Linked DNA regions of Homo sapiens: all the other regions are linked to region 3. Evidence: chromatin contacts called from ENCODE Hi-C or POLR2A ChIA-PET data. All regions are on one chromosome and are shown on one strand. The core of a region is the stretch at or near the end of the contact, and the rest is flanking DNA. Distances in the headings are between cores, read along the strand shown. Region 1 overlaps CTIF (cap binding complex dependent translation initiation factor). Region 2 has its middle 25 kb from the start of CTIF-AS1. Region 3 overlaps CTIF (cap binding complex dependent translation initiation factor). Region 4 holds the start of LOC124904355 (a long non-coding RNA gene).

Evidence for each region. Hi-C counts contacts between places; a loop is a spot of excess contacts on that map. ChIA-PET counts read pairs that join two places held with the same protein, here RNA polymerase II (POLR2A). Pooled maps may share reads with other maps.
Region 1: a loop to region 3 is called in a map with no recorded cell type, with 6 times the contacts of the local background. The contact joins two enhancer-like sites. A Hi-C loop is called at or near these places in 6 of 168 maps with a recorded cell type or tissue (IMR-90, MCF 10A, chondrocyte and 2 more), 13 of 37 single-sample maps with no recorded cell type and 10 of 50 pooled maps. POLR2A ChIA-PET finds 5 or more read pairs at or near these places in 1 of 52 experiments (H1).
Region 2: a map with no recorded cell type shows a loop between it and region 3 (4-fold over the local background). The contact joins two enhancer-like sites. A Hi-C loop is called at or near these places in 6 of 168 maps with a recorded cell type or tissue (chondrocyte, dorsolateral prefrontal cortex, head of caudate nucleus and 2 more), 3 of 37 single-sample maps with no recorded cell type and 9 of 50 pooled maps. POLR2A ChIA-PET finds 5 or more read pairs at or near these places in 1 of 52 experiments (H1).
Region 4: a loop to region 3 is called in a map of chondrocyte, with 4 times the contacts of the local background. The contact joins two enhancer-like sites. A Hi-C loop is called at or near these places in 14 of 168 maps with a recorded cell type or tissue (B cell, CD4-positive, alpha-beta T cell, CD8-positive, alpha-beta T cell and 10 more), 30 of 37 single-sample maps with no recorded cell type and 19 of 50 pooled maps. POLR2A ChIA-PET finds 5 or more read pairs at or near these places in 1 of 52 experiments (K562).

What each region holds. Positions count from the first base shown.
Region 1 is chr18:48,817,032-48,823,344 of GRCh38, forward strand. CTIF (cap binding complex dependent translation initiation factor) reads left to right here. Exons shown (of 12, transcript NM_014772.3): 10 at 190-345. CTIF-AS1 (CTIF antisense RNA 1) reads right to left here. Exons shown (of 3, transcript XR_935449.3): 3 at 969-6,313. Among named protein-coding and RNA genes, the nearest start is that of CTIF-AS1, 22 kb to the right of the region's middle. RefSeq lists enhancers at 3,885-4,134, 4,235-4,304. Within about 2 kb of position 2,365, at least 4 of the 41 ENCODE cell types and tissues checked have a DNase peak (open chromatin) inside an H3K27ac peak, as active enhancers do.
Region 2 is chr18:48,863,901-48,870,542 of GRCh38, forward strand. No RefSeq gene overlaps it. Among named protein-coding and RNA genes, the nearest start is that of CTIF-AS1, 25 kb to the left of the region's middle. RefSeq lists an enhancer at 4,789-4,898. Within about 2 kb of position 5,156, at least 8 of the 41 ENCODE cell types and tissues checked have a DNase peak (open chromatin) inside an H3K27ac peak, as active enhancers do.
Region 3 is chr18:48,674,726-48,681,397 of GRCh38, forward strand. The region is part of intron 6 of CTIF (cap binding complex dependent translation initiation factor); the gene reads left to right. All of the region lies in intron 3 of LOC105372107 (a long non-coding RNA gene), which reads right to left. Among named protein-coding and RNA genes, the nearest start is that of MIR4743, 7.5 kb to the left of the region's middle. RefSeq lists enhancers at 420-599, 1,073-1,697, 2,334-2,403, 2,424-2,483. Within about 2 kb of position 2,251, at least 8 of the 41 ENCODE cell types and tissues checked have a DNase peak (open chromatin) inside an H3K27ac peak, as active enhancers do.
Region 4 is chr18:48,913,483-48,920,016 of GRCh38, forward strand. SMAD7 (SMAD family member 7) reads right to left here. Exons shown (of 4, transcript NM_005904.4): 4 at 6,371-6,534. It overlaps LOC124904355 (a long non-coding RNA gene), which reads right to left and starts at 1,177. Exons shown (of 3, transcript XR_007066464.1): 1 at 76-1,177. Within about 2 kb of position 5,094, at least 4 of the 41 ENCODE cell types and tissues checked have a DNase peak (open chromatin) inside an H3K27ac peak, as active enhancers do.

The DNA.
Region 1 (6,313 bases), core at 1,115-3,614, 140 kb after region 3:
TTATGGCCCCAGGTCAGGGTGGTCCCAGCCACAGAGAGTGCAATCACGCACCCCCATCCTCATTTAAAACATGGGGTTTGCCTGCTGCCCAGGAGCAGCCCCAAGACAACAGATGCTCTGCACAGCAGGGTGGCACCCAGGCCCCTCCCCAGCCCCGGGAGGCTGACGCGGTCTCTCATGCCTCCACAGAAGGACTTCACGGTGCGCGAGGAGCTGCAGCAGCAGGACGTGGAGCGCTGGCTGGGCTTCATCACCTTCCTGTGCGAGGTCTTCGGCACCATGCGCAGCAGCACAGGCGAGCCCTTCCGTGTGCTCGTGTGCCCCATCTACACCTGCCTCAGGGAGGTAAGAGACCTGCCGCCTGTGCCCCCTGCACAGCCAGACAGCACCAGGTCTGGAATGCGTCTCAGATAACTGGGACAAAGCTGTGAGGGTAGGCTCACTTAGAAAGGGACCCATCCGGGCCAGGCACGGTGGCTCACACCTGTAATCCCAGCACTTTGGGAGGCCAAGGCAGGTGGATCACCTGAGGTAAGGAGATCGAGACCATCCTGGCAAACACGATGAAACCCCATCTCTACTAAAAATGCAAAAATTAACCAGGCGTGGTGGTGGGTGCCTGTAATCCCAGCTACTCGGGAGGCTGAGGCAGGAGAATTGCTTGAACCTGGGAGGTGGAGACTGCAGTGAGCCGAGATCGCACACTGCACTCCAGCCTGGGCGACAGAGCGAGACTCGGTCTCCAAAAAAAAAAAAAGGGGGCCCATCCTTCAGCAAAGAGATGTGCAACAGCAGTCACTTCTGCTCCCCAAAGCCAGGTCTTTCTTCGTTGGGTTTATATAAAGGGAACCAGCACCCCCTTCCCCCGTGGGGTGTTGTGAACTGAGGCTCCAGTCATTCCCAATCGGGAGCACTGGCTGCAGAGGGGAGGCCTATGGTAAGTGTTGTCTCAATGAGCGATCTTGGAATTGGATTGGACTGGTTTGCCACTGGATTATTTATTCTATGAAAACATATTTTCTTCTAAATTTCATCTGAAAAAGAAAGAAACAAGAATGACCAAGGAACTTTTGAGAAGCAGGAATTTAGCAGGTGGTTGCACTGCCAGATATTATAACTCACTTTCTACACCCCTCTGGCTGCTGTCAGGGGAGAGAATTGAAAGGGGGCAAAGTGGAAGCTGGAAGCCGAGTGGGGCTGCTTAGGCTGCGCAGCAAGAGGTTGGTGGCTTGGAAGACAGCCTCGGAGTGAGGGCGAAGAGCACGTTTAGGCTCTAGTTGAATTTCTGAGTTAGAGCCAGCAGGACTCGGTAATGTGAGTTGGAGGGAAGGGAGGAGGGGACATGGGCTCCCCGTTTACCAGCCTGGTGGCCCCATTTTCTGAGATGGAGGATACTGGATGAGAAATAGAATGGGGATGAAAAGCAAGAGTCAGTTATGTTTGAGTCGCCTGTTAGCTGTCCCTAGGGAACTGCCCGGAGGTTGGCCGGGTGGAAGGGTCTAGAGATCCTGAAGAGGTCACGCATGGAGGTAGGGGATAGAGGGTTCTGGGAAGTATCGATATGCACCTGGTGCTCAAAGCTGGGGACCAAATGGAACCACGCAGGAAGAGAGTATAGATGGAGAGGGAGAGGAAGGGGGCGTGTAAGAACCCTCACAGCAGCCCTTCACTGGGACCTGGACGCCTCCCCCATGTTGTACCCTCCCACCACCGGCAGGCCTCTGCAGGGGCTACCAGGACACAAGGAGGAACAGCCTCCTGAGAATCAAAGGACCAGGACAGAAAAGTGTCCTGGGTTTGGCAACAAGCAGGTCACGGGCCCTGGGTGTCAGCGGAGGTGAGGACAGGAGTGTGGACACGTCTTTCGAGAAGTTTTTCTGTGAATGGCAGCAGGGAAGGAGAGCTGTGGGGTCAAGGGGCATCTTTATGGTTTTGAAAGAAAGACAATAATAGAGCAATTTAAGAGAAGGGAGGGAGTGTATTTATGAGTGTTTTTGAAGCATCCGTTTATAGAACAATAGCATGCTCATTCCAGACAAGCACAGAGCACACAGTTCTCTCTCGGGTGTTTTGTAAACCCATGAGCCTCTGCCACTCCATGTACCCAAACCACATTTCTTAACAAATGCACTTGAAATCAGATTTGTTTCGCAGATTCAGACAATGGCCTCTCCTGACTTTGTTTCACTCTCAAAGTGCCTTGAGCTCAGAATGCAGCTCCAGGAGGGCTGGCAGCTCTGCTTTTTGCACCCTTTGGAATGACATGGAGGCTAGGAGCGGGCCTGCGTGGCCTCTTGGGTCCTCCCATCCTTGCCTGCATTGCCCTGTGCCCTGGACAACCCACCTCGAGACAGGGAGCAGCACTGTTCTAGGGCAGTGACCTGAATTGCCCCAACACGTTCCCTCTGCGTGATCTGGACACCTCCTGGTGTTGTCGTCACCTGCTCCTCCGAGAGGGAGGCAAGGCTGTAGCCGAGCGCCGGCCCTGGCTGCTGGGACACTTTTAACACCGCCTGAGGTAGTGCAAATATTCCAGTGTGAGATCCGGAGGTGCCAGGAGATGTGTGCAGACAAGAACAAAGAGCCACGCCTAACGCACACTTGTTGGATGCATTCAAATTTTCGGGCCAGTTTGACAAACACAGACCCATCCAATGCTCATGGTAAACTTGAAGAATAAATAAATCACCTATGGTCTTCTCCAATTTGTAAAAGAAGAGGGCAGAGCCCCATGTACCAAGCTAACTAGGGCCGGGCTGCAGCAGGGTTCACATCCTGGCTCTGTTGTTCATCAACTGCACCACGTTGGGAAGCATTTACCTGCTTTGAGCTTTGGCTTCCTCATCTGTAAATGGTGCTCATGCTGCTTTCTCTGCAAGGTGCAGGGAGGGTGGCAAGGCATGGAGAGACAGCTAAGTGCACTAGGGACAACGAGGCCGGAGGATGGAAGGAAGTGCCCGGGGCACGGCGTCTGGCAGAGAGCTAGTTGTCATCTAGGCTGATGGGGCCTAGGGGCTGAGCACATGCCTAATCTTAAAGGGCTACTTGGGCTGAGTGTCCTGCCCAGGGACAAACAGCTGGTCCATGCCAGAGCTGGTCTGGAGCTCCTGAACTCCAGGTAGGGCTCTTTCCAGGAGAAATCTTGGCTTCCCTAAAACTGGGCCAAAAGAAAAGATGGGGACTTAAAGGGGTGCCCTACGGATCTCAACAATCCTTGTGAACAGCCTGTTGCCTTTCGCAGCTCCGTAGGGACCCCTGAATTCTTCAAGCCATTTGCTGCCTCATAACCAGGCTTGACCTACATCCCTAAAGCAGGTTGAGCCGGCTTATGGAAGTTTCCAGAGCCAAAGGCACAGCTGCAGCCCCCTCCATGCTGGAAAAGCTTAGGCTTTCCCCCTGGGGCCATGTAGATGTCTGACCCCAAATCCACAGCACCCACTTTGCCCTGAGATCCCCCCAACTCCCAGAACCACCCGCAGGCCCACATTTCCAGCTGCCCACTACACCTGTCCCAGGTCATACCTCAGGACCCTCCAAAAGGATGTGGTCAGAACTGCACCCCAAGACCCCCTGCTCAGTGCAGCTCTCATGCAGGCCCCCACCCATGCTGCCTGCCTCCCTGCAGCCAGGTAGCAGCCCCAGAACCCACGCCACGGCCTTTCCGCTGTCAAGTCACTCACTCCATCCCCTGCGTCTGTACCCCCGGGGCTCCCCTGCAGTGCTTTCCTTGCTGCTTCTGAGTAAAACCCAAACCCACAGGCCATCTCTGAGTGAAGGGTCTTGCTGAGGGTGAGGACAAACCCAAGGGATAGATGCAAAGTCCTCACCATCCAGCCCGTCTGGGGGTCCTTGTGCTCACAGAGGCCCCCTTCATTCTGAGGTCCAAGCTTACTCGGTCCCCACGCTCCTTTAGCTCAAGCATGTGCTTAGTCCCCAGGCGCCTCAGCCTGGAGGACACCCAGCTCTCTGGGAGTCCCTGGGGACATCCTTTCACACCCTGACCTCATCAAATTAACCATTCTTTAAGTTACTCAAGCTTGAAACTTTGGAGTCATCTCTGCCTCTCTGTCTTCCTGTCCCTGACACTTCTTCCTAGGCCCAGTTTGAAGTCACCTTTTCTGTGTGGCACCCCCTCAGCACACCAACAGCTTCCTCCTAAGGGACCTGGAAGTGTCCTCTGTCCTTACTGCTCCATCCTCACCCCAGCCTCTTCACGTTGCCTTGTAGTAGTGTTCAGTAACGGTAGCAGCACATCTCACTGCATGGACGCCTCCATCTCAATCGAGTGCCTCGTGTGTTCTTTTCTCTTTTAACTCAGACAGCACTTTGAAGATTATCATCCCCATTTTTCAGAGGAGAGCAGAGAGGTCAGGCAACTTGCTCAGGGCCACACAGCCACCAAGCGGTAGAATCAGTCCTGGAATCCAGATCTGACCACCCCATTTCACTGCCTTGCAGGCAGAGCAGGGGCTACTCTGTTTGTTTTCTTGGTGCATAACTCAGCACCTATATGGTAGGATCCCAGTAGATCTTGGTGGAATTGATTCCATTTTTGCCCCAACTAACATGCCAATCAGAGATCCTTCTTCCAGAGATGAAAAAGAAGAATTTTCAATGTGTGCTTTTCTTGTTTAAGAACAAATAGTTTCTGCCGAGGTGGTTTTCAAAGTGATTGAAGAAGATTATTGGTCATCTGTAGCTGCAGGAGTCTCCTTGCTCTGCTATTTACAACTCATATTTGCTTAGCAAGCTCCTTTTTATTTTTTAAATATTTTTGAATTTCTATTTTTAGTTTTACTGTGGTAAGGATACTGAATATGGATCTACCCTCTTCACAGGTTTCTAAGGATAAAGTACAGTATTGTATCCATAGCCATAATGTTGTGCAGATCTCCAGAACATATGCATCTTGCATAACTTAAACTTTCACCCATTGATTAGCGACTCCCCATCTGCACTTCCCCCTAGCCTCTGGCAACCACTATTCGTTGCTTCTTTGAATTTGACTATTTTAGATACCTCATGTAAATGGAATTATGCAGTATTCGTTCTTCTGTGACTGGCTTATTTCATTTAGTAATGTCATCAGAGTTCATCCATGTTGTTGTATATTGCAGTTTCCTTCTTTGTAAAGGCTGAATAGTATTCCATCGTATGTATATACCACTTTAAAATTTTTTTCTTGGAGGTTAATATTTGTACATATTTATGGGGTACATGTGATATTTTGTTACATGCATAGAATGTGTAATGATCAGGTCAGGGAATTTAGGATATCCATCACCTCGAGTATTTATCATTTCTATGTCTTAGGGACATTTCAAGTCCTCTCTTCTAGCTATTTTGAAATATATAATGCATTGTTGTTAACCATAGTCACCCTACTGTGCTATCAAACATTAGAGCTGATTCCATCTAACTGTATGTTTGTACCCATTACCCAACCACTCTTCATCTCCCCACCCCCACCCCCAACACACACACACACACACACACACACACACACACATTGTTTTATCCATTTATCTGCTGATGGACATTTGGGTTGTTTCCGTGTCTTGGCTTATTGTGAATAGAGCTGCAATGAACATGAGAGTGCTATATCTCTTCAAAATCCTGATTCAAGCTCTTTTGGATAAATACTCAGAAGCGGGATTGCTGGATCATATGGCAGCTCTATTTTTAAGTTTTTGAGGACCCTCCATTTTGTTTTCCACAGCAGATGCACCATTTTGCATTTCTACCAACAGTGTACAAGGGTTCTAATTTCTCTCCATCCTTACCAGTTTGTCTTTTGTTTTTTTTGCTCACAGCCATTCTAACAGGTATGAGGTGATATCTCATTGTGGCTTTAATTAATTTGCATTTCCCTGATGATTAATGACATTGAGCATCTTTTCATATACCTGCTGGCCATTTTCCATGTCTTCTTTGGAGAAAGGTCTATTCCAATTCTTAGACTAGTTTTAAATTGAGTTATTAGGTTTTTTGCCATTGAGTTTTAGGAGTTCCTTATATATTTTGGACATTAACTCTTTATCAGATGTATGGTTTGCAAATATTTTCTCCTGTTCCATACTTTGTCTTTCTCTCTGCTGATTATTTCCTTTGCTGTGCAGAAGCATTTTAGTTTGATGCAATCCTACTTGTCTATTTTTGCTTTTGTTGCCTGTGCTTTTGGAGTCATATCCAAAAAAAAAAAAGTGTCCAGACCAACGTCAAGATGCTTTTTCTTTATGTTTTCTTCTAGTAGTTTTACAGTTTCAGGTCTTATATTTAAGTCTTCAATCCATTTTGAGTTGATTTTTGTATA
Region 2 (6,642 bases), core at 3,906-6,405, 190 kb after region 3:
GGCATGTTGAGATTCGGGCCTTGCCCTTCACTGAGTCACACACCCACCATGACACTGACAGGGACAGCCAGAAGTCCACAGACTGGGTAGAGAGAGAGAACATTTTAATTAAACAACTGAGGTATGTGGCGGGCCAATTTTTTTTTTTTTTTTTTTTTTTTTTTTTTTGAGATGATGATGGACTCTCGCTCTGTCACTCAGCCTGGAGTGCAATGGCACGATCTCAGCTCATTGCAACCTCTGCTTCCCAGGTTCAAGCAATTTTCCTGCCTCAGCCTCCCAAGTAGCTGGGATTACAGGCACACACCACCACGCCTGGCTAATTTTTTTTGTATTTTAGTAGAGGTGGGGTTTCACCATGTTGCCCAGGCCGGTCTTGAACTCCTGAGCTCAGGCAATCTGCCTGCCTTGGCCTCCGAAAGTGCTGGGATTACAGGCATGAACCACCGCTTCCAGTCCTAATTTTTGTATTTTTAGTAGAGACAAGTTTTCGCCATGTTGGCCAGGCTAGTCTCAAACTCCTGACCTCAAGTGATCCACCCACCTCGGCCTCCCAGGGTGTTGGGATTACAGGCGTGAGCCACCGTGCCAGGCCCAAATTTATTTTTATAAAAATGCAAAGCAGTAGAAGCAGACATTGGAGGTCAAGATCAAAGGTAGGGCGACGATGAGGAACAGAGAGCCTTATCACACCCTGCAAAAGAGAAAGGAGATTTTCCTGGATGGGCTAGTCCTGCTTCCAGAAGGCCCTAAGTTACTGAATACTACGAGACACAGCATCGAAATAATACATGTTTCAATCCTGATTTCACCACCATCTTTCTGCTTGTAGGCATTCTCTTGTCATTTTAGAGTGTTTGTTTACATTTGTACTGGGATGCTCACAGCGTAACTTATAAGGGCCTTTTAAGGACCAAGGCAAAGATGATGATAGCAGAAAAATAAAGGGTTGAGCAGTTGAAATGGGAAAGAAGTGGTCCTGCCTTACTGATCTCCCTCATTCCTGCAGTTCCGCAGCGGCTTCCTTACACGGTCTCAGCTGGTCCCGTGAAGTAGGCAGGTGAGTGTTTTCGATTCCCATTTTATAGATGCGCCAAAGGCTGATCACCAGAAGAGCCAAGGCGAGGGTGAGCCCAGAAAGTGAGTGGGTCCTTCAGACTCCTCATCCCTGCAGCGCCCCAGGGAGCCAGCCAGTCACACCAGCCAGACAAAAGGAGCAGCCAGCTGCCCCCGGGACTCGGCAGGCTGCGGGCAGGCCACGTGGGCTTCCCGCTTCATTGGTGGAAACTAGGACCATGATGAAATACCTCAGATCAGGAGATTTCAGTGGAGTGGGCAGAAGGAGCGATGGTGCAGAATTTGGTGCCGTTCTATAAAAGGACCCATTATCATATGTGCAGTGTGTGTTGCTGGATCCCAGTTTCCCCCAGGCCAGTGAGGGGGACCCTGATAGGGGGACATATCAAGCATCAGGGTCAATACCCGAATTGCCTGGGAACATTTTCAAACTACATACTAAAACAGCACACACATACACACCAATATTTTCAGAATTTGGGCCTTGGGGAGCCCCTCTTCTTACTGGTACATGTGTGCTATGCCTTGGATGGGTGCAAGAGAAAAGATGGTTGAGAGCCGCCATCCATCACTCCTGGAACACAGTACGATGATGGCCATGGAGAGCTGTCATAAGTAGTGCAGAATTATTGTCTGGGGACAGCAGGCCATGCTGCTGTGCTCTTTTGCAATCTCAGGGTCTGCCATCTTGGCTGAAACAACACTGGCTGGCACATCTGCAACATGGGGCAGGGGCTCTGGCAAGTTGCTTGAATGTGGAACAGAATCCATACCATGGACTCGGGCTGCATTCTCACTCCTATGGGCCTTAGGTACTTTTGCCTTCATAGGCCCCTTCTTCCATTTAAAAAAAAAATGGAAATATTATGACTACATTGGTAATAGAGACAAATATATTATTTTTATTAAAACATTTTCTCCCACCTAGAAGTTCATTTTTTTACCCCTGATTTTAAAAAAATTAAAACACTTTGTGGGCCCCTAAAAAACATTTTGTGGGCTCCTGTCTTAGTCCATTCAGGCATCTGTAACAAAGTACCATAGACTTGGTGGCTTATGAACAACAGACATTTATTTCTTAAAATACTAGAAGTTGGATGTCCCAAATCAGGGTGCCAGCATAGTCATGGTCTGGTGAGGGCCTACTTCCCAGTGGCTAATTTATTGGATCTTCATGGCAGAAAGAGAGTAAGAGACTTTGCTGGGGTCTCCCTTATAAGGGCACTAACCCCATTGATAAGGGCTCCATCCCTCTGACCTCCTCACCTCCCAAAGGCACCTCCTAATACCATCATATTGGGGATTAGGATTTCAACATATGCATTTAGGGGACACAAAAACATGCCATCCATAGCAGCACCCTTTGTATATGCCTAACAGGTGTATTGGCCCTACCTGAGTGTCATCTGAGCTGGGAGTCCCACCTTTCTCTGCTGCCCACCTGATCTCTGGGTGACTCAGGGCTGGGGAGGGGGAGTGGTTCAAAAGCAGTCTTCCAAGGAAGCAGTTGGCCCGTGCTGGAAGCAGATGCAGTAGCTGCCTCTGCCCTGGACTGGCTGCCAGCCAGACAGCTCCAAGCGCCAGCCAGAGCAGCTGTGTTTGCCGCGCTAAGGAGGCTGGCCCCTGAGAGCCCGATTCATCACACAGCACTTTCTCCCCTCTGCAGCCCTTTAGCACACATTATCTGGTTACGGTCTCACCAGAGCCCCGTGAAAGAAGTAAATACAATGCTTATATCCATTTCAAATCTGGGGAAACTGAGGCTTACAGAGCCATCCCATAGGTTTGAATGGGGCTTTATAGTCTTTAAATATATGACTATGTTCGATCCTTACGACAGCGCTGCCAGGTGACATGTTTTTGACACCATTGTAAAGAAGGGAGACAGGCTCACAGAAGCAGAGTAACAATCCCATGTCATGGGACCTGTAGGCACAAAGACCAGGCCTCGAATTGCTGCCTTCTTAGTCCTAAGATGGGACTGGTGGGTGGGTATGGGGACCAGGCTGAGGACCCAGGCCACCTTTGTGCCTGAGTCCCCTGATCCAGGCCTGTGGAGTGCAGGTCTGTGCTTCCTGCTCAGTGTCCCATAATTCTAACTGGTCTCCATCTTCAGCCTCCCCATTCACTGGGCATCCCCTGGCTCCCAGGCAGAGTCCTGAGTCTCCTGCAACCCATGGGGGCATCCATTCCATGGGTGGAATCAGTCCCAGGTGACAGATTAAGTCTTACAATATGGCCAGGCCAGGCACAGTGGCTCAAGCCTGTAATCCCAGCACGTCGTGAAGCTGAGGCAGGAGGATCACTTGAGCCCAGGAGTTTGAGACCAGCCTGAGCAACATGACAAGACCCCATCTCTACAAAAAAATATATATATTTTTAACTAGCTGGTCGTGATGGCACACACCTGTAGTCCCAGCTACTCAGGGGGCTGAGGCAGGAGGATCACTCGAGCCCAGGAAATCAAGGCTGCAGTGAGCTGTGGTCGCACCACTGCACTCCAGGCTGGGTGACAGAGCAAGACCTGTCTCTAAAAAAAAATAATAAATAATATGGCCAGGAGGCCAGGCATGGTGGCTCACGCCTGTAATCCCAACACTTTGGGAGGCCAAGGTGGGTGGATCACTTGAGGTCAGTAGTTCAAGACCAGCCTGGCCAACATGGTGAAACCCCATCTCTACAAAAATACAAAAAAATTAGCCGGGCATGGTGGCGCAGCCTGTAATCCCAGCTACTCGAGAGGCTGAGACAGGAGAATCGCTTAAACCCAGGAGGCAGAGATTGCAGTGAGCCAAGACCGTGCCATTGCACTCCACCCTGGGTGACAGAGCGAGACTTAATCTCAAATAATAATAATAATAATAATAATAATAATAATAATAATAATAATAATAATAATATGGCCAGGATCCCACAGCTGACCTGAAGCAGAGATGGTTCAAGGGTGATGCTCTGTCTCCTAGTCTCATCACCTGTGCCCACGTCTTTCAAGTGAACCCCTACTTGGGTCCCACCTTGTGCTGGGGGTGCTATAAGGAAATAAGCAAAGGAGACAATGCCTTAACCACCTTGGCATGGTCAGTCTCCTGGGAGCTGGAATTTCCAGACAACAGACAACCTCTCATAGGCCTAGCCCAACTCTGGGTAGGTCCTGGTGCAGGGTCCCTGCCTGTGGCATCTGCTGTGCTACAGAGAGCCAACACCTGGCCCAGGCCTTCCAATGGGGACCATTCAGGGCTTGACGAAGCTTCACTTTCCAGCCCCAGAGAGGAAGGACCACCATTCCCCTCCCTTCCCAGAACAAATCAGGTGAAACCCAAATACCCACCTAGGCCAAAAGAAGAAAACTTCCAGTGGGAACCAAGACAGGCTAGCAAGGTGAAAAGAGACTTATTCTATAGCATTTCCCCCAAATAACAAAAGTGTGATTAAAGCAGGTGAGAAGCCAATTTTAACAACACTTGTATGCATACACAGACCCTTGCAATTCTGCACACTCTAAAATCTTACTTTTTGTGGCTTAGAATGTTTCAGCACTCAGTGGAGTTTCTGCAGCCAGCAGTCACACCTACAGAGTTTCAAATCCGTGTAAACGCTGTGTCAGCCTAACCACCAGTGTGATTCTGTGTCATTCGGGGGCAAATGTTGATGTTTCTTGGGTAAGTGAAAGATCATGCAGAGAGCTTCCGGAAGACCATCCTTAGGAGCTGAACTGAAAGAAGGCCTCTCAGAGGGGCCACAGCCTCCTTCTCCCTGTGCTAGAGACAAGTCCCTAATAGCCATCTATGCTCAATGGGACTCAATGTGTCTCGGGAGCCTGGAAGCCTTTTTCTGCCCCATTCCTGACATCATGCCACCTACACATCAGACACAAGGCACCCGGCCCACTCCATCACCTCCAGTTCCCAGAAATGTGCAGGGAGCTCAGGTCAGGGCTCTTGAATCTCCTGCTGACCCAGCAGAACATACGACACAAAGGCATCTCAAAGGCAAACAAAATGGGTGGGAGGGAGGCTCATGGCCCAGGCGCGTCATCAGTGCAGTCCTGTTCAGCCAGGGCAAGGCTCAGCCGGGTGCAGCTTAGAGGAAAAGGAGAAGTGCTGAGGCTGAGCAGGTGGGGAGGGACTGTAACTCATGAGGTGTGTCGCCAGATTGGAAAGGGGGCTCAGGGTCCGTGTTGCCTAGCTACTGCCATGTCACTGTGTGACTAACAAGCCCCAAATCTCAGGAACTGCAACACAGAGGTTCACTGTTCCTGATCACAGGTCTGCAGATGGGCTGTCTCTGATCCACACCATGGCCTCCCTTTCTGGTGAGAAGGGGCAGAGCTCAGCATGCAGTGAGTCACAGAAGTTAGAAAGCACGTGCCTCTGTCTACTGCCACCTCTTTCAGGAAGCTCTCCCTGACTGCTCCCTAGTCAGGGTTACAGATCACCCCTCGGGGCTCCCACAGCTGCCAGGGATGTTCTGCCACAGTCCTGCTCCCTGGGCATGGCCATTGGTGTGTAGATGGCAGATGCCTGCTGAGGATGAGCGTGACTTCGTCCCCTCTGTCTCCCCAGCACTAAGCCAGGGCCTGGCCCCAGCAGGTGCCCCATAAGCATGTGGGGGATGAAGGGAATGGTCCAGGTACTAAGGGACTGAGGGGCTTGGGGAGGGAAGAGCCAGCTGTGCCTGGAGCCACATACTCGAGGCAGGGCACTCAGGGCCAGGGAGGAATACAGGGTGGGGCACGGGCAGGGCCTTCCAGTGGGGAGGGCTGGGGGTCCTCAGGGGCCTGATGTCTCACTGTCTAGAGAGGCCTGGAGGTGGGTGGGGAGTGCTCTGTGGTCATGGGTGCCAGAGTCTTAGCCAGTGCGGAGGGCACCTTCGTGCCAGTTAGGAGGTGCCCTTCCTCCAGGTGCCCAGCCCTGCCCCAGAACCCTGGGAGCTGCCTCAGACCCACAGCTGGGCACCCTTGTGTAGGACACAACCTGGGCGCTGCATGTGAGACTCTCTGGGTGTGGAGTGTGACTGTGTTGTGTGGGGGTGCGGGATGTGGTATATACGCACACACGCAGGGAGCGGGGTATGTGTGGTTGGAGAGGGTTGCGTTGTGTGTTGTGTGGGGTGCGGGATGTGGTATATACGCACACACGCAGGGAGCGAGGTATGTGTGGTTGGAGAGGGTTGCGTTGTGTGTTGTGTGGGGTGCGGGATGTAGTATATACGCACACATGCAGGGAGTGGGGTATGTGTGGTTGGAGAGGGTTGCGTTGTGTGTTGTGTGGGGGTGGGGGATGTGGTATATACGCACACGTGCAGGGAGCGGGGTATGTGTGGTTGGAGAGGGTTGCGTTGTGTGTTGTGTGGGGTGCGGGATGTGGTATATACGCACACATGCAGGGAGCGGGGTATGTGTGGTTGGAGAGGGTTGCGTTGTGTGTTGTGTGGGGTGCGGGATGTGGTATATACGCACACGTGCAGGGAGCGGGGTATGTGTGGTTGGAGAGGGTTGTGTTGTGTGTTGTGTGGGGGTGGGGGATGTGGTATATACGCACGCACGCAGGGAGCGGGGTATGTGTG
Region 3 (6,672 bases), core at 1,001-3,500:
AACAGGGTAGACAGTAGGTGTCTGTGTCCAGGGCTCACCCTATACCTCTGTGAACCCCTGCTGCCAGGAATAGTTCTGCACTCTGAAAAGGCATTTAGTGAGCTAGTTAAGTAAAGGGTCTGTTGGTGGTGTTAACTGTCCCCAAGGTCTTCCTTCCCACACTGGTGGCTGGAGGGAAAGGAGCAGGTACGCTGGGATAGGAGCTAGCCAATAGCCAGGTTTTATGGCATCCACACCGAGGCATGACATGCCATACAATGGCAGCCTCAGGCCAGTTGAGACTGACATTGCTCTCTAAGAACACTGATGGGGTGGTGGGGGGTCGGCGGGGGTGGAGTGGGTGGGAGATGGGGGGCAGCAGAAGGCTCTGAGTACAGGGCCATGGATTCAGGGTTCAATCATGGTTCTCAGTGTTGAAGCCATAGGGCAGGCAGACACTGAGACACACACTTGGGCTCAGACTGCAGTTCTAGGGGACCCCCAAATTCCATCCACAAGGCTGGTGTCCTGGTAGCATTTTTGGCATCTCTATCACAGGAGTGGAGGGGTTGGCCAGGCTACCACTCTGTCAGTGTTGTGGGCAGCCCAGGCCCATCATTAACAGTCCTGCTCTGAGTGTGGCCCCAGTGTTGAGGACTGCTGGAGTGGAGGCCTCGCCAGGATCGGTGGCTGTATGGTGGTGTGCTCCCACTAGAGGGCACCAGCGCACCACTCTGCAGGCTCCAGCCTGGTGCTTGCTGTGGGAAGTCCCCTGGTCCCAGCGCCAGCAGCCAAAGGCGTCTTCACCGGCCATGCCTCCTGGTCAGCGCTGCACATGCACACTGTCCTGAAAATGACCCCACTCAATGCCCAGGCCCTTCCTCCCTGCAGCAAGTGGGAGGATGGCGAGGTGCAAGAGGCAGCCACACTAAGGTGTAGGGAAGCTCCTGTTGGGCCACATGTCCCCTGCTAGGCCAAGGCATGACACTCCTCCAGAGGGCCCGCCCCTCCCTGGGACCCCTGGGAACACACTGCTTCCAGGAGGGCAGCAGCACGGGGCTGCAGGGGAACACCCACTGGGGTGGGGCTGGGGGAGTTACAAAGTGTTGGCTTCCGCCCTTGGAAGGATGGGGGCTGGCTAAGTGGGGAGATGGAGCCGCATAATCTGTAATCCATAGTCTAAGCCGAGTTAATTTACTAAGTTCTGAATTAACTTGACTAAGTTCCAAGTTAACTTGACCAAGTTCCATGTGAAGGCAAGGGATGAAATCCGAATTGCATATCCTTCACCTCATCTCTGGTCTGAGACCACCCCCCGGCACCCCCTCCCCCAGGACCCCTTTACTCTGAGGTGTGACTTGGGGAGCAATTTCTCCATGTGTGTGAAGTCGGCGCGACCAGTGTGAGAAAGACGGTCTAACGGGCATGTTGTCCCTGTGCCCTAGATGGCCCCTAGGTGAGCATTAGATTTCCTCAGGTTCCCGGGCACAGGGCCCTCGGCGCCCTGCGGAAATGCCACCTCCTTATATCACACAGTGGCCTGGTGCTTTTGTGTCATATACAATACCCCATTGAAAGACGTTGTTTGTTGAATTATCCAGTGTCCTGCCCAGGGCTTTCTATCAGGACGTATTTTGGTCATTATCCTTGAATTCTCCCAGACAAACATTATGTCTGCTGTCTTTGGTCTGACAGTAGGAACTACATAACCCACTGACTTCTCGTTTTGCCTTTCTCTTAGGAAATTTTGAAACCAAATTCTGTGTCTGTTGGCCGTTAATCATTAGATGGCTCAGACCTAGCAGGGCCGGCTCCCCTGCCCCCACATTGCTGGCCTTGTCCAGAGCGTGTGACTCAGGAGCCCTTTGCTGTGAAAGGGGCTTAGTGCCCACACAACAGTGGACGCCACCCGGTCAAGTGGGATTTCTGGCCTTAGGGATGTGCCCAAAGCATTCCCCATTGAGGGTCCCCAGAAGGCTCAGGGGACGGAAAGTGGCTTTCTGGCCTCCTGAGCCTGTGTCCAAGTCCAGCCTTCACACGGGAGATGGCTAAAGGAAGGGACAGTTCCTTCCTCGTTCTTCTGCTTGGCCCTGGATGATAACAGAGAGATCCTCCCCACTACCTCTCTAAAGAATCCGAGGGACAAATGAGCTTTCAAAATGAAAATCATGGCTCCATGAAATGACACTCAGGTGTCCCTCACTCCTGGAGGAGTGAAAATGGTGGCCGATAAGGAATGGCCTGGCAGCCCCAGCAGGTGGCGCTGCTGCTATTTAGTAATGGGGGTCCTGGGCGGGAGGCCGGGGCCGCGGCTGGGGCTGCCCCACACTGGGGTTGAAGCCTCTGTAGCCGGGTTCCCAGACCTCCAGATGAGAAGGAGTAACTTTATTGTTCCCTAGGGCTGTGTTAGCTGTTGCCAAGTCTTCTGGAAACTTCTAGGACATGCTAACTCACAGGCGTGAGGATTAGTAAAGTGCCCCGAGACACCCAGGAGCAGAGTCCTGAAAACCATGCCCCACCTCGCCTCCCCAGGCCCTGTGCACCGGCGACTGTTGCTCCATGTCACCCGTGGTCCCACGGAGGTGAGGTCTGACCTTATTCACCCAGGCCAACATTACGGATCAGGCATCTCTCTGTGTCCCAGGCATTGTCTTATAGCCATTATGGACTGAGTTTAAGTGCAGGGGCTGGTACCTGTCCCATAGACGGGGACATGGTATTCTCCTAATGTCCCCTTAGTGAGAATTCAACAAGGAGCGTAATGCACCAACAGTAACACTAGCGAACATTCACAGAGTGCTTTCCGTGTTCCAGGAACTGAGAAGGTCCTTGCTTTTTCTAATCTTACCCTCACGTTGTCCCATGGAGCACGTACTGTTATTGACCTCACTTTACAGACCGATGTCTTTGGTCGGATGTAACCTTCTCAGTAAGGGCTTGTGAACACTCCATATGCCTCCTCATCACTCAAGAATCGTCACTCGATTCTTCCCTGCAGCGCCTGTCGCATGTTTGCTTTATTTCTTTTGCGTCTGTATTCTCCCAGTGGAGTGTACGTTCCCCTGGGGCACATCTAGGGGCTCATTAAATATGGGTTGAGTGACTTGCTCCTGCCCCAGAGGGACTCCCACCCAGCATCTTAGTCCAGAACTTGTGCCTCCACCACAGAGGCTACCATGACTTGAGTGCTGTCTGAGCTGCGGGCTGCATATACTATCTCTGAAGTCTCACAAATACCCTGGGAAATGTTTATTCTATTATTATTTCACAGATTGGAGAACTGAGCTCAAATACCTTGCCTCAAATCACACAGCTGGGAGAAGGGGGATTGGAATCCAGGCAGCCTGACTCCTCTGGTACCTCTTTCTAAGGAGGGACGATGAGGAGGAAGAGGTGCTGGAAAAACATTTTCTAATTCCAGGAGACGGTAGTCACGTACAGCAAGTTAGGGGTGAATGTCATTTCCTTAATAAGCAAGAACAAGAAAGTGGGTATCTCTGTTTTTCTCTCTACTGCTGAAGGCAATAAAAATGGAAAGAAAAAAAGAGAAAAGCCTCTACAGACAGCTTTGAAAGAGAAATATTTTTTTCTTCTTTTTTAATCAGACAGGTTTGTAGTGGCCTTCCCCATCCCTGCTGGCCCAAGACGCTGTAGCAGCCATCAAGGAGGGGGTCTTACAAACGAGAGCCCCTTTCCCTCCCCAGCCACCTCCCCACCCCCAAGTGCTTCCTCCCTCAGGACAAAAATAGGCGCCCATACAATAAATGGGGCCAGAAGTTCTCCAATCCGTGGTTTCCTGTCTGAGACCTCCAGGTAGCAGGTCCACTGGGAAGGGGCAGCGTGCTCTGTGAGGCGAGCCTATTTTTATTTTTTGTTATTTGTGAGTCTTTTTTTTTTTTTTTTAAAGAACTGATTATTCTGGAGGTGAAGACTTTTGTTGGTGACAACTGGGAAAGTTCCTCGGGAAGAGGCCACTGTCTGCGTCTAGATGGGGTTTCCACGCGGGCCTCCTCCTGCTCACTCCATGCGGAGCAGAAGGCAGGGAGCTGGGACTGTGGGCAGCGAGTACTTTCAGGGCTGTGTGGGGCAGGCTTCAAGGGGCCTGGGCAAGTCTGCCCACCCTATAGGAACACCTCAATGATCCAGGCCACGGCTAGGATTTTAGGGATTGGCAAACTGGTCCACAGACCAAGTCCAGCTCTCCAGCCTGTTTTTGCAAATAAAGTTTTATCAAAACGCAGCCACACCCATTCACTTGCTTCCTGTCTGTGACTGCATTTGTGCCACAGCCACTTGCTGTGTGGACCCTATCGCCGGCAAAGCCTAAAATATTGACTCTCTGGCTTTTTACAGAAAAAGTTTGCCAAACACTGATCTAGAATATAAACAGAACAAAAAAGGAAACCTCTGAGAGTTAAAACAGGTGGCAGAAATCCTAAAGCTCACTCACTAGTCATCCAAGAGCCCTTCTGCTTTGCACACAGAACATTGTGTAATTCACCCAAAATAATTTTCTTCCAGCTTCCATTTCTTCTGCTGTAAAGTTGGGGGTCATATACCTGTTCAACTTACGTTGCAAAGCTGTGCTAAGAGTCAAAATACAATAAACCAGTTCATATAATGACAGGGATTTTTGAACTTAAAAAACACTCTGCAGATGTGATGTGGCCTCATGAAGTGGTAGTCACATCTGGAAGCAGGCAGAGAACTGGCAAGCTTGGCAGATAAGAACTGCGCTTGGAGATGGTCCAACAGCTTCCTTCTGTGGGTTTCTTGGCGGGTGGGAGATGGAGGGCAGGGACTGTTGGCTTTCCCCAGCTCCTCCTGAGACTGAGACCTAAAGGGTGACTGTCTTCCTGCCCTTGACCTTAGACAGAAAAGACTGTTGGGGGAGTCTTCTGCTCACCCATTTCTCTTTCCTCTTATGTCCTTCCCTCTTTCTTGCTCAAATCTTCCCCCTCTTTCATGGCCCTGTTCCAATTTCACCTCCTGCATGAAACTATTCTGGATAAATCAGACCACATCAGCCCACAGAGGTTTCTTGGTTTTTTGGGGGTCTTGATTCTAGGCCAATTTTGAGGTTTTCCCCTTTTTTATGCCCCTCCATGCATTTGTGCCTCCTGGAGGAGGTAGACCTGGAACTGGGCCTTGGGGGGTGGCCTGGGAGGGGAGAGGGACCTATGGGGAGAAAGAGAATTATGGTCAGGAGAAAAGGAGGCTGTTGAGAGTGGGGGAGTCCAGGAGTCCTCGAGAGGGGAGACTGTATGTAGGGAGAGCAGTTGGGGGTGGCCCTGGACGTCTTGGGACCTGACCAAATAGGGACTCAGCCGAATGCTCTCCAGCAAGGAAATGCAGGATGGAAGGAGGATTCAGAAGCCGTGGGACAGGGCCTGACTGAGCCTATGCCCTCCTCCTGGAGACCAAGAGGGAGTTCCCAGGATCTCCCTCCAGGCACCAGGGAAGAAGTTTTGTTATTTGTTAGGGACAAAGGCTAGAGCCCTTTAAAAGTAGGACTTGGCCCCAGTGGAGAGGTCATCTGTCCATGCCCTACTTTGGGCCAGACCATATCCAGAATCCCTTGATGAGTATCAGAGGGCTTAATCCTTCAGGGAGTAGGGCCTTGAGGCCAGCATGGGACAGGGAGCTGGGACAGTAGGCTCAAAGAAGGCCAGATTGAGGACAGCCTTCCTCAAGGTCTCAGCTGGGCCAAGGCCATCACACAGACAAAGAGCTGCTGGCCTAGCCCTGCTGGAGGAATGAGCTCAGGGTTGAGAAGAGGCCAGCAGGGGTGCCCGGTACACAGTGAGCAGGCCCCAGGCTGGCCTGAGTGGCCCTGTCGACGGATGCCCAGAGGCAGACCCACCCTGCACACGTCCACCCGCTTTGATGAATGGGGCCACACAGCCCGCAGCCTTGCCGTCCCTGTCCTTCAGCAGTTTCCAGGGTCTGGTTTAATCCTCCCACTCCCTGAGCCAATTTGGCGATGCCCTTGATGACTTGGGCCAGGCCTGGTTGATTGAGATTGCTTGCCGGTCCAGCATCTTCCCTCCTCTGTCCTTTGTGGAAGGAGCCGCCGGGGCTTGGGGGAAGAGGAAGGTGTCGCCAAGGGTGTGAAGCATCCATTATTCCTTTATTAGCCAATGTCCCATTTCTGGTCTCATTCTCCTTCCTGGCAGCGGTGAGTTTAGGGGCGGAGAAGCCCAGTTATTTTAGTTTCCCCCTGCTTCTGTCACTGGGAGCAGTGGTGGTGGAGGGGGCGGGGACGGACAGGGCTACGTGCTCTCCAGCAGGCATTTGTGAATGGGCCTCGGCTCCCAGGCTGACCCGCCGGCAGGCGGCCCCCCCAGGACACACTGACTCTTACTGGCTGGAAGGCGTTTTTCCAGCATTGCAGCGGCCAGGCAGGAGGAAGCTTTCCTCTGGCCCAAGAACAATACCAGGGTCAGCCCAGGGACCTCCCTCCTACACCCTCTTCCTTCCATTGTGAGCTGCTGCACAATCCCAGGCCCCTCTGTTCTATACAGCCAGGGGGGCTGGGGGGTCAGGCCCAGGAGAGATTCACAGTGTGTGTGACACCGTCAGTTGCTTGCCTCCACTTCCCAGGCTGGGCCAGGGATCTGGAGGCAGCCGATGGCCAAACAAACCAAGTGAGTGAGTGGCCATTGGGTCCCTGTCCTTTGCAAGGGGCTACCT
Region 4 (6,534 bases), core at 3,844-6,343, 240 kb after region 3:
GATTCAAGTAAGCATGAGGGCTGGGCTCGTGCCTGACCTCAAGGAGCTCCCAGACGCTGGAGATACAAGACCCACCTCCATAAAAGAAAGAAGCAAGCCAGATTCTGCAAGGGACTGAGTGTGGGGCACAGGTCACATAATCATCTGGATAGGCAAACCTCCAAATCTCAGCCACAAAGAAAAAGTTCCACATTCAAACAAAGTCTGCAGCGGGCCCAGGGGCTCTCCAGAGCAGCCATTCAGGATCCGAACGCTTTTCCATCTTCTGTCTCCATCATCCTAAAACATATCTTCCAGGTCCCTGTGGCAGAGAGAGAGAGAGAGAGAGAGAGAGAGCTGGGTCACCCTGCACCAATTTTTCAATGCTTTAGCTTGGAAGTGACACATGGCACTTCTCACAGCCCATTGGCCAGAACTGGTCACATGGTCCCAAACAAACTGCAAGGGAGGCTGGGAAATGAGGGAAATGCATAAGTATTCCCTGGGAATGAAATGTCTCGACCCCAGGTCACTCATTACTGCTGGGATCTGGGCAGGCAGAGTGCAAGACCTGGAGTTTGAAATGGGCATGGGACAGAGTGGTGAGCACCAGGCTTTGGACAAAAGAGCCCTGGGTTAGGCTTAAGGAAAACTGCTCGGCCACCTCTTGGCTGGGTGACTTGTGTAAGTCGCTCATCTCTTTTAGCCTCAGTTTCTTCTAAAATGGGGGTAGTCAGAGCTCCCATCCAGAATCATTAGAGGAACGTGTATCAAAGGGCAGTCTACACTGCGGAGAATGGATTCAATACAGTTGTCTATGACACATCTCTATTTTCTTTAAGGTTCAAAGCAGTCCTAATATACACACTCTATTTCTGTCCCCAGCGCTTCTGTGTCCCACTGATCTTACACTTTTCCACTAAAATGCCCACTGCAGAAGAGAAACTGCCAGGGCCTGGGGCCACCACCTAAAGCAACATCAAGGGCAACCACGTGTCCTTGAAGTGTCTTGTTTTTTCTCAACAATTCAGGTCAAGTTTGCATTCTACTACGTAAGATATAAGGGCTTATGGTAGAAACAATTGTATTCCTTCTCCCCCTAAGCTTCCACTAAAATGGCAGCTCCAGGCAGCTCCAGGCTTAGCAAGAGCTTCCCCTGGCACCTGGGCACATGTCCATGGCAGACTCTGCCTCTCAAATCCCCAGGAAGGCGGGCACAGGCTCCCTAGGAAGAGGCTCCCAGCTCTCCCAGGTCTCCGTGGCTCTCATAGCTGTTTAAATGGACCCTGCAGTGGGCCACCCCCGACCCAGGCAGCGCGTCCCTGCCCAGCCTCTCACCCCCAGCCCAGCCAGGAAATTGTCCCTGAATTAATCAAAGCACTTGCACTAGTCCCAACTCACCAGAGTCCTCCTCCAGCGGCCACTTTGTGTTGGGTAGATTAATTGCAGCTGGGGGAGGGGAGGGAATCCATTTTTAGAAAATCATTACTTTCAGAAAGAGAGCGGGGTTCTTCTGGCTGAGGGAAAACTGCTGAGCTAGCAGCTCGGGCCTCCTGCTTGAGAGCCGCCAGGAAACCAGGGACTGTGCGGGCTGCTCCTGGCTCCAAGGGTGGCAGCCTGGGCCCACGCACCCCTCCTCCTGAGGCCAGGACACCCCAACCCTGCAGCCCTGGCTGCTGGTGGTCTTTGCTTCCTGCCCTGGCCTGGACTCAGCAGTTGGATGACATTTTGAGCAGGAAGGAATCGCCTCAATATTGGCCACCCCCCTACTATCCATGGACTGGCTTTCCAACTGTCTTCTCTCACTTGCTGCAAAATCCACCACCCAGAGGGCACCACCAGCCTCTGACTGCAGCTGCGGGATGAAAAGAAGGGTGGGGACCCCTGATTACGGCTGGCTGCCTTGGATTAAGTATCTCATAAAGTATCTGAAATTGCCATTATTGTGGGTCAACATGATCAGATATTAGCAATCCCACGTGGTTCAACCTAATTAGCATATGGTCAGCTCTTCACATGAATTTTCTCCCCAGTCCCGATTTTAGCCTCATGAAAGTATAATACACACTTTGTGCTTTGGAAATTGAGGTTCAGAGAGGTTGTGACTTGCCCAAGTGAGTGCTCAAACCCAGATCTGTCTGACCCCCAAACCGGTGACTGTGAGCCACATCCTATTTCACATCAGGCCCCCACCTTGCCTGCCCCCAGCACACCCTCAGGGACAATCAGGAGTTGCTCATTGAGGGCACACCGGCTGAGCTGACAAACAGGTCCTTTGCAGGCTGCTGAGTGTTGGGAGCTTAATAGACCCAGCGAGAAGTCATCGCTTGCTATAGGTTTGGGTGCAAATCCAGCTTCCATCACAGGCTGTGCATAGGTGGTCCCGGGCAAATCACTCACCCATTGGAGGGTCAGGCCCTTCCTGAATCAGGGAAGGCCTGCCCACGTCCTCTGCGGCGTGGGGGCACAGGCAGCATGACCCTTGGTATGCACTGACAAGTACAAATGGCAGGTGTTGTTTCTGTTGCTCAGCAGTCAGATCAGCTTGGTCCTTCCAAACCAGAACTTGTTTTAGAAAAAACATATACCCAACTCCTTGAGCCAGGCCTGCCCAGAGAGATTAGATAACACAGAAGTGATGAAATCTGATGCTATCGCTTAACAGCTGGGAGACTGTGGGCAATTCTTTGAACCTATTTATCTGTAGAATGGGAGTGATGATCATGGTATCCACTCGCAGAGTGGCTGTGAGGATCATATGGGACAATCCCAGTGTAAAGTGCTTAGAACACTGCCTAGCACAGAGTCAGGACATACTCAGTGTTGCCTCTTGATGATGAAGATGATGACAATTATTCCCAGCCCAAGCTAAGCCCACAAATATGCCTCGTTCATGAGACAAGTCCTGTCTGAGTACCACACCAGGAATTGTCAGGGCAGTGAATCCTAACTGAGACTCCAGTTGAGACCCCAGGGTGCCAAGAGCTTATAGTTCAGCAGAAGAGAGAATCTTACACTATTGAACATTCTTCAGGACAAATTTTTTTTTTTTTTTGAGACAAAGTTTCACTCTTGTCGCCCAGGCTGGAGTGCAATTGCGTAATCTTGGCTCACCACAACCTCCGCCTCCCGGGTTCAAGTGATTCTCCTGCCTCAGCCTCCCAAGTAGCTGGGATTACAGACGCCGACCACCATGCCAGGCTAATTTTGTATTTTTAGTAGACACGGGGGTTTCACCGTGTTGGCCAGGATGGTCTCGAACTCCTGACCTCAGGTGATCCGCCCGCCTCAGCCACCCAAAGTGCTGGGATTACAGACGTGAGCCACCGCGCCCGCCCAGACAGAAATTTTTTAAAGGGAGGAGGCTTCTTGGAGGAAGTGTTGCCTGCATCACATCCCAAAGGATAAGGAGGAGATAGCTAATTGAAGTGGCTGCAAAGCACTTGCTGCAGAAGCGCATGAGCACGGCGGGCCTGCAGCACAGTGCATCCCCCTGCATGCCTGGAACAAAAGGTTTCTGTGCGTGGAGGGCTGGGGACTCAGGGGAGAGGTTGGCAGAGGTGGATGCTGAAGGGCTACTTTCACCAGAGGTAAGGGAGACCCAGGGAAAACTTACAGGCCCTGAAATAAGTCATGCTAGTGGGGGTAGAGAAAACAGAACTCTGAGAGAGATATTTGCATTTTATAATTATTGATCGGGTGAAACAGGATGGAGGGAATTTGTTTTTTTTCATTATGGGGGACAGGGGCAAGGATGGGGAATCCAGGTTTCTGGTTGGGACAGCTGAGGCATCTACAGGTCTGAGGGAGACAGAACCACCAGAGTGATGCTGTCATCCAGGGAGAGGGTGTAGCCTGAGCAGAGCCTGAGATCGAATTATATAAGATACCCTGAAATTTAAGGGGCAAACTGAAAGGAAGGAGTACCAAGAGGCAGGAAAACTTCCTTCCAATGGGGTACCTTCTCCCCCTACTCTGCTAATCTCAATGCCATCTGAGCTGAAAGTCCCACCTCCTCTGCAAGCACCTGTGGCCCCAAGACCAGGCCTCCTCCTGGGTCCTCGCCTTTTCTTCTGCCTGCTCTGTTGCTGATCATCTCAGGTGTGGCGTCTTGTCCCCCAGCATCACTCACAGGCACCGTCCAGGTCCACGTTACCTCCGTGCCCGCTGCGGCACATTGAAGGTGCTCAGGAGATGACTGTGGGTGACGGGCTTGCCGGCAAAAAGAGGGAAGTGTCAGAAACCAGCAAATGCCAGACTCCTCCTAAGCACTCCTCTTTCCCCACCACCCGGAATCAGCCATGCTGCCAGAACCCACACACCTCCACCCCTGTTCCAGCCTCTCCTTCCTCCAGAAGCCACAGCTTCTGCCTCCCAAATCCAGAGGCCTTGCGCAAGTGGTCAGGAGGAAACGTGGCGGACCACCCTCCCACCTTCTCTCCATTTCAGGGAGTTGTGGGACTGGAGCCACACAGGATCCTACCAAATAAACATCTCAACAGGGCGTGGACCAAGCAGGAAGAACCACTCAGCCCGGAGTCAGATCCTGATCTCCCTAACCACTTACTATCTCACTGTGTGACCTTGAGCCAGTCATTTCACCTCTCAAAGCCTCCATTTTTGCAGCGTGTCCTAATGAAGATGAAATGAGAATTCCCTCAAACGCCTGAACATTATGCCTGGCACCTAGTGAAGCATTCAGTAAATGGTAGCTACAATTATTAAAGAGCTTCCGGGCATGCCGACGCAATTTAGAGCAAACTAAAATAACTTTGACAGCCCCCAGTGAAACACCTTCCCTCCCTGCCCCTCCTCCGCCGCTACCACCCTAGAGTTAATTAGAACCCTCCTTGGGTGTTTTCTAGAGATGAGATTTTGCACTTATTCTGGGTTACAGAACTACGATGTAAGCAAGTTTCAGTTCAATGATAAAAAGCAAAAAGCGACCAGGCGTGGTGGCTCACACCTGTAATCCCAACACTTTGGGAAAGGCCGAGGCGGGTGGATCACCTAAGGTCAGGAGTTCAAGACCAGCCTGGCCAACGTGATGAAACCCCATCTCTGTTAAAAATACAAAAAATTAGCCGGGTGTGGTAGTGTGTTCCTGTAATCCCAGTTACTCAGGAGGCTGAGGCAGCAAAATTGCCTGAACCCGGGAGGCAGAGGCTGCAGTGAGCCGAGATCACTGCACTCTAGCCTGGGCGACAAAGCGAGATTCCATCTCAAAAAAAACAAAAAAAAGCAAAAGCTACTTTTAGAGGTAGTAAGCTCCCTATCACATGTAAACAAGTTGGCCAGGATGACCACTTGGCATTAATGCCCTGGAGCATAAATCAGCAATCAACATGTATTAATATTTCTTGCTAACCAATTGTACTGTCATTCCCTTTAATGAAGTGGTGGCGCCAGTAGGCTGTAGCGCTTTTGGTCATTTTTTGGCAAAATAGAAAGTTGGCTGTCCTACATTGGCCTTCCAAAAAGCTTTCATGAAATTGTACAGGCTTATGATATTCAAATCTTAACCCCCACTTCAAAAGGACCCCCTTCCTGGATATAAGGTTCAAAACCCCTTACATAGACACCTGCACAGCCGTTTGTTTGGTACCCAATTTAGACCATCTCTTGTGCAAGATTTCCCAAATCTAAAACATGGCTCAGATCACGGTTCAGCAGCGAACCAAGGCAGGCTGATGCAAAGACAGCACTGAAGAGGCATTTTGACTGCAAGTGCCACCAGAGCTAGGCTGGGGAAGGGGACTAGTGAACTGTCACTTAAGTCCCAGCAGACAAGGGACGATATTGCAGAGTGGAACTTGTACTCTGTGACTTCTGTGGCCCAGGACAGTATTTGGGAGGGCGCCAGGAGGTGGCCTAGTCCCTCTGAACACCACTGACATTCAACCCCCACCTTCATCACCCTTCCAGGGTCTCAGCCCCCAGGAAACTTCTCCTGGAATCCAGTCTAGCAGGGGTACAGTAGGCTTAGGATTTAATACCAAGTGAGGAGTTGGCAAGAACCAGATGGACCCAGGTTCTTGGGGCTAAACTTCTCCATCCATCCATCCTCTAATCCTGTCTCCTTCCCATTACCCTAGATGTAATTCCCTGTCCTCAATTCTACAAGCTTTGAATTATCACCCACAGAGCTCCTGTAGGTTGTCTCCCATTACAAATTCAAGACACAAGAAGGAGGGATGTCTGGGTGGCTGCAGGTCTTTCCAGCACTCTTGAAGACCAGGGCTGTTCTAGATGTCTCTTTTGTGGCCCACGTCTCCCATCCTCCAAGCACTGGGCTGGGAAGACGCCAACTCAACTGAATTTGGATGAATACTCACTCCTCCCCACTCCCTCCAAGCAGCAGAAGAAAAAGGAGTTGGAGGACAACATGAAATCAAGTGTACATTTTAAAAATCGTTTAATGGAACATAAACTCCTTTAGAAAAACATTCAGCTAGGTGATAACACCCATAGAAAAAAACACCAATCTTGTGTTTATCTTTTTTAATTTGGCATTTGTTATTTGCATTTATATTAAAGCAAAGTGCATCTTTTCTT